Linked DNA regions of Homo sapiens: region 1 is linked to region 2. A link is a contact called in ENCODE Hi-C data. All regions are on one chromosome and are shown on one strand. Each heading gives the region's core, a stretch centred on a gene start or an enhancer-like site at or near the end of the contact. The rest is flanking DNA. Distances are from core to core; before and after follow the strand shown. Region 1 holds the start of CASP6 (caspase 6). Region 2 overlaps COL25A1 (collagen type XXV alpha 1 chain).

Region 1 (5,551 bases), core at 174-2,673, 850 kb after region 2:
CTCCATCAACAATGTATTTAGTAACCCTATGTAGAGTAACCTCCATCAGGCCTAGAACATGCACTGGGGAGTGCGGTGGAGGAAGAAGAGGAAGGGAGCAGGTGAGTGAAGGAAAGCCCCGGCTTCCCGCCCCTAGAGACTGCAACTGGACCCTGCACTGTGCCTCCAGGACAAGGCTACCTATCTACCTCCTCTACGACCATGTGACTTTTACAGCTTGCCTCTGGAGCACCATTTCCTTTGTGCAGCAAAATATAAAGAGTTCTTAAACAAAGGCACTCTAACCAACTGCAGGCGTTTCGTTCTTTTTTTTTTTTTTTCTTCTTGATTCGAAGTCTCACTCTGTCGCCGAGGTTGGAGTGCAGTGGGGCGATCTCGGCTCACTGCAACCTCCACCTCCAGGGTTCAAACGATTCTCTTGTCTCAGCCTCCCCAGTAGCTTGCGCCCAGGCCTGGCTAATTTTTTTGTATTTTTAGTAGAGACGGGGTTTCACCGTGTTAGTTAGGCTGGTCGAGAACTCCCGACCTCTGGTGATCCGCCCGCCTCGGCCTCCCAAAGTGTTGGGATTACAAGGCGTGAGCCACCACGGCCGGCCAACTGCAGGCGTTTCGACCTTTTTGTTTGTTTCACTCTGGCCAGGCTTGAAGTTTCTAAACTTTACCAGTAATAAGTGACAGAACGTACGCTCTTAGCAGTTGATTACTTTGCAGAAAAAAGTTATTGTGGTTTTGGCTCAAACCGACAGACAGCAGCAGGTTTCCTGGATGAAGAAGAGAGATACCGGGGTGTGCTGGCCGCCAGGAACTGGCCGCCTCCAGCTGAAGCCCGGGAGGACCCAGGGTCTTGGCCCGGGCACCCCGCGGGCCTGTTATGTTTTCATTATGACTCGGCGGAACAACCCCTCCTTTTCACTTTTCGAAGTGAGCAAACAAAAGATCCAACCCCCAACATTTCAAACGGCCAGGTGTGGGGGAACGCCAGGCCCGCGTGGGGACAGCCTTTTAAGGTTTAAACAGCCGGGGCGCCCCGAAAGCGCTCATCGCCCCGGAGGACAAAGGCGGCAGGGGCACGCCCCGGCGCCGGCGTCGCTACTCGGGACCGCCAGGAGGCGGCAGCCAGGTCCCCGAGTGTTTCTTAGACTGAAGCGCGAAACCGTCCCCACCCGCCCTGAGCGCTTCAATCCAAGAGTGCAACTTCTCCAGGCCGCCCTGCAAAGCCGAAGGAACCCGCGGCCCCACTCCGGTCCGCGCGCCCGGTCCACTAACCCTCGTTTCCCCTCCAGCCGGAGCAAGACGCAGACCTGCTCGGTGCCCAGTCGACGCCCCCTGCCTACCTGCCGGGTGCCCCCTGCGGAGCCCCGAGGCCGAGCTCATTGCAGCCAAACGCGCAGCCAGACACCTTGCCCTCCTCTTCCTGAAGCCACAGGCTCCCGGGCCCGGCCCCGCCCTCGGCCCTTCCTCGGCGGCCCCGCCCCCTGCCCCCGAGCGTGGGGCCAGTTGGTTCTGATTGCGCGCCGCCCGGGCTCCCGTGGATCGGGCTGGTCCTTCCCAGAGTTAAAGCTCCTCCCAGTCGCTCCGGAGCCCGCGGGGACCAAGAGCGCGGGGGCAGGGAGAGGTACGCGGTCTTCGCCTCCAGGCCCGCTGGGACTAACCGTGCCCTGGGGACATGCCAGTTGCCACCCGGGGGGACACACAGACCGCCTAGCCCGAGGCAATTTCACATCACTTGTGTGAGCTCGGACTCATTTAATCCCAGCTGCCCCAAACATTTGCTATTCCTTACTTTGCTATGCCTGTACTTTCTAGAGGTACAGGCATAGATTGTTTTATACCGCTTAGCAGATACTGCCTGTATTTCAACATTGGCTCGCTTTGTGTCTCTGTGTCACATTTTGGTACTCTCGCAATATTTCAAAATTTTTCATTGTTATTATGTCTGCTGTTGTGATCTGTGATCAGTAATCTTTAATATTATTGCAATTGTTTTGGGGCACCATGAACCGCGCTCATAAAGGAAGGGGAAATTAATCCATAAGCCCTGTATGTGTTTGGACTGTTCCACCGAACTTTCCCTTCTCTCTCCCCCTCCTGGGGCCTCCCTATTCCTGGAAACACAATTTTGAAATTAGGCCAACTAATAATCCTACAAAGGCCTCTAAGTGTCCAAATGAAAGGAAGAGCCTGTCACTTTAAATCAAAAGCAAACATGATTAAGTTAGTGAGGAAGTAATGTTGGTAGGCAGAAAGCTAGGCTTCTTGCTCCAGTTAGCCAAGTTGTGAGTGCAAAGGAGAAAAGCCAAGTCATGAATGCAAAGGAAAAAATTTTGAAGGAAATTAAAAATGCTACTCCAGTAAACACACAAAAGACAATAAAGCTAAACAGCCTTATTGCTGATATGGAGAAAGTTCTAGTTGGTCTGGATAGAAGATAAAAACAGCCACAACATTCCCTTAAGCCAAAGCCTAATCCAGAGCAAGGCCCTAACTCTTCAATTCTATGGAGGCTGAGAGAGGTGAGGGAATTGCAAAAGAAAAGCTGGAAGCTAGCAGAGAGGATGGTTCCTGAGGTTTAAGGAAAGAAACTATCTTCATGACATAAAAGTGCAAGGTGAAGCAGCAGGTGCTAACGTAGAAGCTGCATCAGGTTATCCAGATCTAGCTAAAATCATTGATAAAGGCAGCTACACTAAACAACAATCTTTTGTTTTTGAGACAGTCTTGCTTTGTCACCAAGGCTGGAGTACAGTGGTGCGATCTTTTGCAACCTCTGCCTCCTGGGTTCAAACGATTCTTCTGCCTCAGCCTCCCAAGTAACTGGGATTACAGGATGTGCCACCATGTCCAGGTTAATTTTGTATTTTTAGTAGAGACAGAGTTTCACCATGTTTGGCCAGGCTGGTCTTGAACTCCTGACCTTGAGCAATCTGCCCGCCTCGGTCTCCCAAAGTGCTGGGATTACAGGTGTGAGCCACCGTGCCCAGCCAAAACAACAGATCTTAAATGTATATGAAACGGCCTTCTATTGGAAGAAGATTCCATCTAAGACTTTCATAGCTAGAGAGAAGTCAATGCCTGTCTTCAAAGCTTCAAAGAACAGGCTGATGCTCTTGTTAGGGGCTAATACAACTGATGACTTTAAAGCCAACATTCCTTTACCATTCTGAAAATCCTAGTGCCCTTAAGAATTATGCTAAATATGATCTATAAATGGACCAACAAAGGCTAGTTAGTGACAGCACATCTATTTACAGCATGGCTTAGAGAATATTTAAAGCCCACTGTTGAGCTCTAGTGCTCAGAAGAAAGGTTCCTTTCAAAATATTACTCCTCATTGACAATACACCTGGTCATCCAAGAGTTCTGATAGAGATGTACAGAGACTGATGCTGTTATCGTGCTTGCTAACACAACATCCATTCTGAAGCCCAGGGATCAAGGAGAAATTTTGACTTTCAAGTCTTATTTACAAAATACATTTCATAAGGCTATAGCTGTCATCATGATTCCTCTGATAGTTCTGAGCAAAGTAAATTGAAAATCTTCTGGAAAGGATTCATCATTCGAGATGCCATTAAGAACATTTGTGATTCATGGGAGGTCAAAATATCCACTTACGGTATGTAACTAGAGACTAGAGGGGGAAAAAAAGAAAAACGAAAAATTAAAAGTACATGTATCAGCCACAGTGGCTCATGCCTGTAAACCCAGCACTTTGGGAGGCCAAGGTGGATTGCTTGAGGCCAGGAGTTTTGAGACCAGCCTAGGCAACAATGCAAGACCCTGTCTCTACAATTTTTTTTTTTTTTTAATTAGCCAAGAGTGGTGGCACATGCCTGTATTCCCAGCAACTCAGGACACTAAGATGGCAGGATTATTTGAGCCCAAGTTTGAGGCTGCAGTCAGCTGACTGTGCCACTGCACTCCAGTCTGGGTGACAGAGTAAGACACTCTTTAAAAAAAAAAAAAAAAAAAAAAAAAAAATATATATATATATATATATATATATATATAATATATATAAAATACATATATAAATATTTAAAAATTATATATATTTCAATTGGCACACTGGGTGGTATTTTACAGGCAGGACAACATACCTATCCATTTTATATATATATATATATATATATATATATATATATATATACACACACACATATACACACACACATACATTATACATAGGTATATGCATATATCTCCACATTAACAGGAGTTTGAAAGAAGTTAATTCCAATCCTCATCACTGATGTTGAGGGGTTCAAGACTTCAGTGAGGGAAGTCACTGTAGATGTGGCAGAAGTAGCAAGACAAATAGAATTGGAAGTGGGGCCTGAAAATGTGGCTGCATTGTTGCCATCTCATGATAAAACTTTGATAGATGAGGAGATGCTTTTTACGGATGAGCAAAGAAAGTGGTTTATTGAGATAGAATCTACTCCTGGTGAATATGCTGTGAATTGTGTTTAAATGACAACAAAGGATTCAGGGTATTAGTTGACAAAGCAGTGGCAGGGTTTGGGGGGATTGACCCCAATTTTGAAAGAAGGTCTGTGGATAAAATGCTACCAAACAGCATCACATGCTACAGGGAAATCTTTAGTGAATGGAACAATCAATGGATGGCCAGGTGCAGTGGCTCATGCCTGTAATCCCAGGACTTTGGGAGGCCAGGAGTTCGAGCCCAGACTGGCCAACATGGCAAAACCCTGTCTCTACTAAAAATAACAAAAATTAGCCGGGCACGGTGGCAGGCACCTGTAATCCCAGCTACTCAGGAGGCTGAGGCACAAGAATCACTTGAACCAGGAGGCAGAGGTTGCAGTGAGCCAAGATCATGCCACTGCACTCCAGCCTGAGTGACAGAACGAGACTCCATCTCAAAACAAACAAAAAAATGAAGCAAACTTCCTTATTGCCTTATTTTAAGAGATTGCCAGTCATCCCAGCCTTCAGCAACTACCACCCTAATCAGTCAGCAGCCCTCAACAATACCCCACACCAACATTTATAACTCGCTGAAGGCTCAGATGATCCCTAGCATCTTTTAGCAATATTTTAAAATTAAGGTATATACATTATTTTTTTAGACATGTTATTGCACACTTAACAGACTACACTTTAGTATGAAAAACTTTCATATGCACTGGGAAACCAGAAAATTTGTGTGACTCTTTTATTGGTGGTCTGGAACCAAACTCGAAATCCCTCTGAGGTATCCCATAGGGGGTGGCATATATGTTCCTGTTTCATGTGTAGTCCTTTCCCCAGTGCAAGTTACTTTGTAGGACTTGCAGTAACTTATTTTAAATGTTCTTTGTATATGAAACTTGGGCCAAAGTAAACTGGAGGTAACTCCTGGATTTTTTTTTTTTTTTTTTGAGACAGTTTAGCTGTTGTTGCCCAGGCTGGAGTGCAATGGCATGATCTCAGCTCACCGCAACCTCTGCCGCCCGGGTTCAAGCGATTCTCCTGCCTTGGCCTCCCAAGTAGCTAGGATTACAGGCGTGCACTACCATGCCTGGCTAATTTTGTATTTTTAGTAGAG
Region 2 (5,276 bases), core at 1,846-4,345:
CTGGATCATTTACCACACACTAACGCTCAATCAATGCTTAAAAGTATGACAACCTCTTCACAGTGTTCTTATTTTGTTCTCATGATGTCTCTATGAGATGAGTCAGAATGGTATTTTTATTCTCCTTTACAGTGAGGAAATAGATAAATATGCATTTTGAATGTTAACAAATCTGAATTTTGTAATTTTTTTTTTTTTTTTTTGAGTTGGAGTCTCACTCTGTCACCCAGGCTGGACCGCAATGGTGCGATCTTGGCTCACTGCAACCTCCGGCTCCTGGGTTCAAGCCATTCTCCTGCTTCAGCCTCCCAAGTAGCTGGGGCTACAAGCATGCGCCACCATGCCCAGGTAATTTTTGTATTTTTAGTAGAGACGAGGTTTCACCATGTTGGCCCGGCTGGTCTCAAACTCCTGACCTCAGGTGATCTGCTCACCTTGGCCTCCCAAAGTGCTGGGATTACAGGCGTGAGCCACCATGCCTGGCCTGAATTTTATAATATTAATATTGACATTAATTTATATTTTTAAGCATTTTCATCCTAGGAAACTCACTTCAATATACTAATGGCTCATTCTTCAGTAGAGATGATCATAGTTATTATGGTAAGGGGCTTCTAGGCTGCACAAACCTGTTTATCTTTTTTTTATTAAAACCGATGGAGAAAAATTATTTATGGAAAGGAACTTTTCTTGTTAACTGTTCCTATTTAATAGCATTCAGAATTACCCAATGGGTAAGTAGGTGCCTGAATGAATAGATGGATCTTACTGATTAATAAGACCTGGATTATTTTTAGGGATCTAGTGATGGCAGCAGGACGGCAACCCAATGTACTTAGTGATAGAAGAAGACCTTGCAAAGCCTACAGAAGAAAAAAAAAAGCTAGCTACTATATCTGTAGGAGCCATAATGTATATCATTATGCATGTCAAATTAATTGCTTATAATGACCAATGGTCAGAGAAGTAACATAGACAGACTTTAAAATTCTAAGTGATCTATGATATAGCAAATCATCTAAGGTATCTATGTTTCTGTTTACCACATGTTCATTTAATATGGCATTATTATTATTTCAGCATATAACTCTGATAGTAAAAATAATCCTAAACCTAATTTTCCTATCTAATACTTTCTTCTGAGGAGTATATGTGCACTAACTGTATTAAGAATCCTTTTGATTTCTTATGATTTTCCTGATTTTAGCCATTTCTTGGGTAAATAATGGAAATCAAGAAAACACTAAAGATCTTGAAATTAACCCTTTTGATTCCATTCCAAATTCTGAATACTGTCCACGTTCTCCAACTCAGATTCTTTTAGAGCAGGGGTCGCCAAACCATGGCTCACAGGCCAAATTCATCCCAGGGATTGTTTTTGTACAGAGTGAATTTAAAAAAAAATTGTTGAGGTGTTAACCAAAAATAAATAAATAAAAAGGAAACTTCAACACAGATTGTATGTGGCCTGTAAAGCCTAAAGCATTTACTATCTGGACCTTTATTAACAAAGCTTGCCGACTTCTGTTTTAGAGGGAACCCTCAGAGATACACTACCATACTCTGTCAAGCTACAAGTTCCCTGCTTGTTTCTGTATTTTCTAAGGATCTAGGGATTAGGTGTCATCTTTATTTGGGAAAAGAAAACATTGTCTAAAAAAGGCATATAGGCAAGATTTAGTTTTGTGGAAACTATGGTCACTGATTTTAATCTTGACATATTTGTATTCACTGACAAAAATTAGGCTAGTTTTACTAACTTGGTAATGATTTTACAAGTCTATTAAAAATTTGCAGGGGAGTCACTGGTAGGTTGATATAAAGTATTAAGAACAAAACTGAAGTATCATATGGCTTAGATGTTTTTGCGAAGAAAACTAATGTCTGCTTTTTAGAGTCAATGAAGTCTCTAGAACAAATGGTTAAAAGAAAGAGGGTATCAAATATCAATGCTCATGACATTTTGGCTTCAAACCTACAATAAAAGTAGTAATCAAGAATGATGCTTTAAATAATAGTATACATCTTTGAAAATTACCTGCTCTCCATCCATTCCTGGGATTCCTGGAGATCCCTGCTCTCCCTATTAAGATAAAAATAGATGACTTGCCTCCATTCTCATTGGTAACATACTGCACTACATAAAAAAACGATGCTAGTTTGTTAACACCACAATTTGACTTTCAGCAAATGCATCATAACCCGAGAATATTCTATTATAGCACATATCTAAACTAAGGGAAGTAATAATCTTTCTTCAAGATTATGTATAGTATTTATATGTAGCTAAGATCCAATGCTTTTAGTGTTTTTATTTTTTCTCCATGTGAGATGCAGGCTAAAAAAGAGTGGTCAAGGAAAACTGATAGACACAATTTGATAGCTGACCATATCCTATAGCAACAACCTATCTGCCTCAGTTAGTTAATTTTTTTCTCCATACAACCTCTGTATGATTTCTCTCACTTTCCAATTTCAGTAAAAAGGAAAACATAACAGTTAACCTAAAAAAGTAAAATGCAAAGCCCCATGAATTTTCAACAATATTTTAATTGGCACAGTTCAAACAGTTAGTTACAAATTCATGATTGTGAGTGTGCAATTTCCAGAAAAGCCTCACTGAAGGATATCATAAATCAGATATCTTAATGCATATGAAATAACTTTTAGATCAATTCAATTTCTTATACTGTGCTATGAATGAACTAAAATTTACTATTCATGTTATGATTTATAAGGATTTTTGACAAACTCAAAATATAGAGATTTTTGTTTGCTTTTTTAAACTGAAGATGTTCATTAAAAGCAAATTTATACAATACGCCAGAAAGTTAATCGAACAGCAAATGTTTAGTCACTTCTCAGTTTTGAAAGGTGACTAAATAAATTCCTTGAAAAGTAAGCATTATTTTGTATCAATGAGTCATTTATGTGGATCCCATTACAAATATCCCTGAATCCCACACTGTGGAAACTTTGTAAAAACAGCTCTTCTGAGTGTGAGAGGCCTGCCTCACAGACAGATTTCCAACGGAGCTGACCTGAGGCTGTATTTTCTAGAAAGGCCTGTTTGGTGATACTATAAACCACAATATTGAAATGGTTAGAGCTCCTTTCCCTGGTAAAAACTTTAAGAGCTATGAGGTACAGCATGAAATTTGAGCTTTCCAGTGTTTAAGGAAGGCATGATCTTGTGGTTATAAACAAATGAAGCAAGAAAAGCGGCGGGGGAAGGGCCTTTTCTTATTTCAGGTTTCCTGCTCTTTGTGGTAGCAGCAAATTTTATTTTGCCACAAACAAGTCTGCTGAGGTTGGATGCACCTGGCTAAGCCCTAGTTTCATTCAGAGTCTGAATACTTGTCAGCACTGTGGGTCCAATAATGATGGCTTTGCTAGGCTTTTCCCTTTAAAATATGATTCACAAGTGTTTAAAAGGAAAACATAATTCATGAGTTATTCATTTATCCTTCACCCCTCAAATGGGGTTTGTAAGAGTTATTTGATGTGTAGGGAATCAAACAATTCTTGTGTGATAAATGAAGGAGAAATGCTAATTGAGTAAGTTCCCATTCAGTCTGAATTCCAAGATCAGAAGGGGTTCTGTACTTGACTCAGGCTACATTTTGCTGTCTCTTGGTCATAGCTACATTCCACCCCAATTATCCCAACCTTCTCAAGGACAGACCATGAAAAACATAAAGGACTACATCAGCTAACACAAGATCTCAATTATAAGACCATTGTGGGGTGGGTGGGGTAGGGATGATAGCATACTGGGAAGGATGGCAAGGGTAGGAGGTAAGCGAGAATGACTCAACCCTCCTCCATATTGCTTGTCTAGATATTCATCTGGGCAACTTCTTCCTGTCTTTCAGTTTCAACTCAAAGCCACCCTTGGCTCTTAAGACTTAGAGGGACCTTCTATGCACTTACTCTATTAATAATTGTACCTTTACTTGCCTATCTCCCTCCCTAGGCCATAAGCCCTTTATTGGAATTTCTTTCTAGTATCCTTACTAGATATTAGTCCTTACCATAGAGTAGAGGCTCAAAAATTACTTACTGAATAACTGAATTAATACACGAATAGCAATTGGATTATAAAACCAGGGGAATATAGGTTTTAGTGATACAGATTTTTTACCTAGGAGGTCCTTTTTGCCTCTTTGGGTCAAAGAATGGGTGCCTTTGGGGCTTCTCTAGGCCTTTGGACTGTAGAGAAGAGAAAAGTCCTGGAAACTTTTGAGGTTTGTGGGAAATGAGATATGTATTTAGCTTTGGGGACAATTTTGGTTCTGGAGTCTTAGTCAAGCGAGGAGGTGAAATAATGAACTTAGACACTTGGTTGGTTCTACACAAAGGAAAAAAAGAAATTGCAGATTTCCTTCTAGGATATCTAGTCCAGCTCACCAAGATATTATTGAATGGGGATCCAGGCAGTGTTGCTCACCAAGAATAAAGATTATATATAGTTTTTTTGTGTTATGTCTCTTAGGGACCAGAATGTGCTGGAGAAATAGAAAGTTAAAAATCCCACACCTTATATTAATGTTATACAAGAAATCTATTTGAAATTAGGATCTATGTTCTAAATATATAGGCAAGGAGCTCAGTAATATTGTAATTTATATTCCTTTATATGATAGAAAAATAAAGTTTCTATATACTAGATTTCTGTTTTTAAGTATCTTGAGAGAGTATGAAAGCTGATACGTGTGAGTGTGTGTTATGACAGACTTAGCAAATAAACTGCCTTAAGAAGCATTAACAAAAGATGAATTCTGAAATAACTTGAATCTCCTACAAGAATCCAATGACGAAAGTCATATTTCAACACATGTAGCTCAGTTCTGAAAAGCCAGAATCACTGGCCATGTGTTAATTGATCAAACATGGTTGAATGACTAAGCTTCAGTTTGGAGGGATAAAGCCATCAACAAAGTTTAGATATAAAGCAATTCTAGCCTTCTACTATTTTTAGTTGGTATGTTTCATTAGATAAGATTTAAATGGCAAAATGTCTGAAAGTATATAATAAAGAATGCATTATGAAAAATGATTCCTAAAATTTTGATTTGTGAATGCACCATACTAAAACTTTTCTTACTCTTTTTACTATAAAAGCATTAGAAGCAAGGATCTTTCTTGGTGTCAAGTTAAATTTTCTCTAATCCTCCTTTAATCAAACATTTTCTTTTGTTTTCATACACCACATTTAGTGTTTTTTACATTTATAATTTCTGTGGAACTTGTTTTTCCCTTGTTTAATATCTTTT

The links. A loop is a pair of places that touch in the nucleus more often than their neighbours do. Pooled maps may share reads with other maps.
Region 1: a map with no recorded cell type shows a loop between it and region 2 (14-fold over the local background). The contact joins the promoter of CASP6 here to the enhancer-like site in region 2. A Hi-C loop is called at or near these places in 1 of 37 single-sample maps with no recorded cell type and 1 of 50 pooled maps.

What each region holds. Positions count from the first base shown.
Region 1 is chr4:109,702,022-109,707,572 of GRCh38, forward strand. CASP6 (caspase 6) reads right to left here and starts at 1,424. Exons shown (of 7, transcript NM_001226.4): 1 at 1,335-1,424. The coding sequence starts at 1,374. RefSeq lists enhancers at 26-85, 846-905, 1,796-1,845 and silencers at 1,086-1,195, 1,346-1,635.
Region 2 is chr4:108,846,721-108,851,996 of GRCh38, forward strand. COL25A1 (collagen type XXV alpha 1 chain) reads right to left here. Exons shown (of 38, transcript NM_198721.4): 27 at 2,039-2,083. Among named protein-coding and RNA genes, the nearest start is that of ETNPPL, 86 kb to the left of the region's middle. Within about 2 kb of position 3,096, at least 4 of the 41 ENCODE cell types and tissues checked have a DNase peak (open chromatin) inside an H3K27ac peak, as active enhancers do.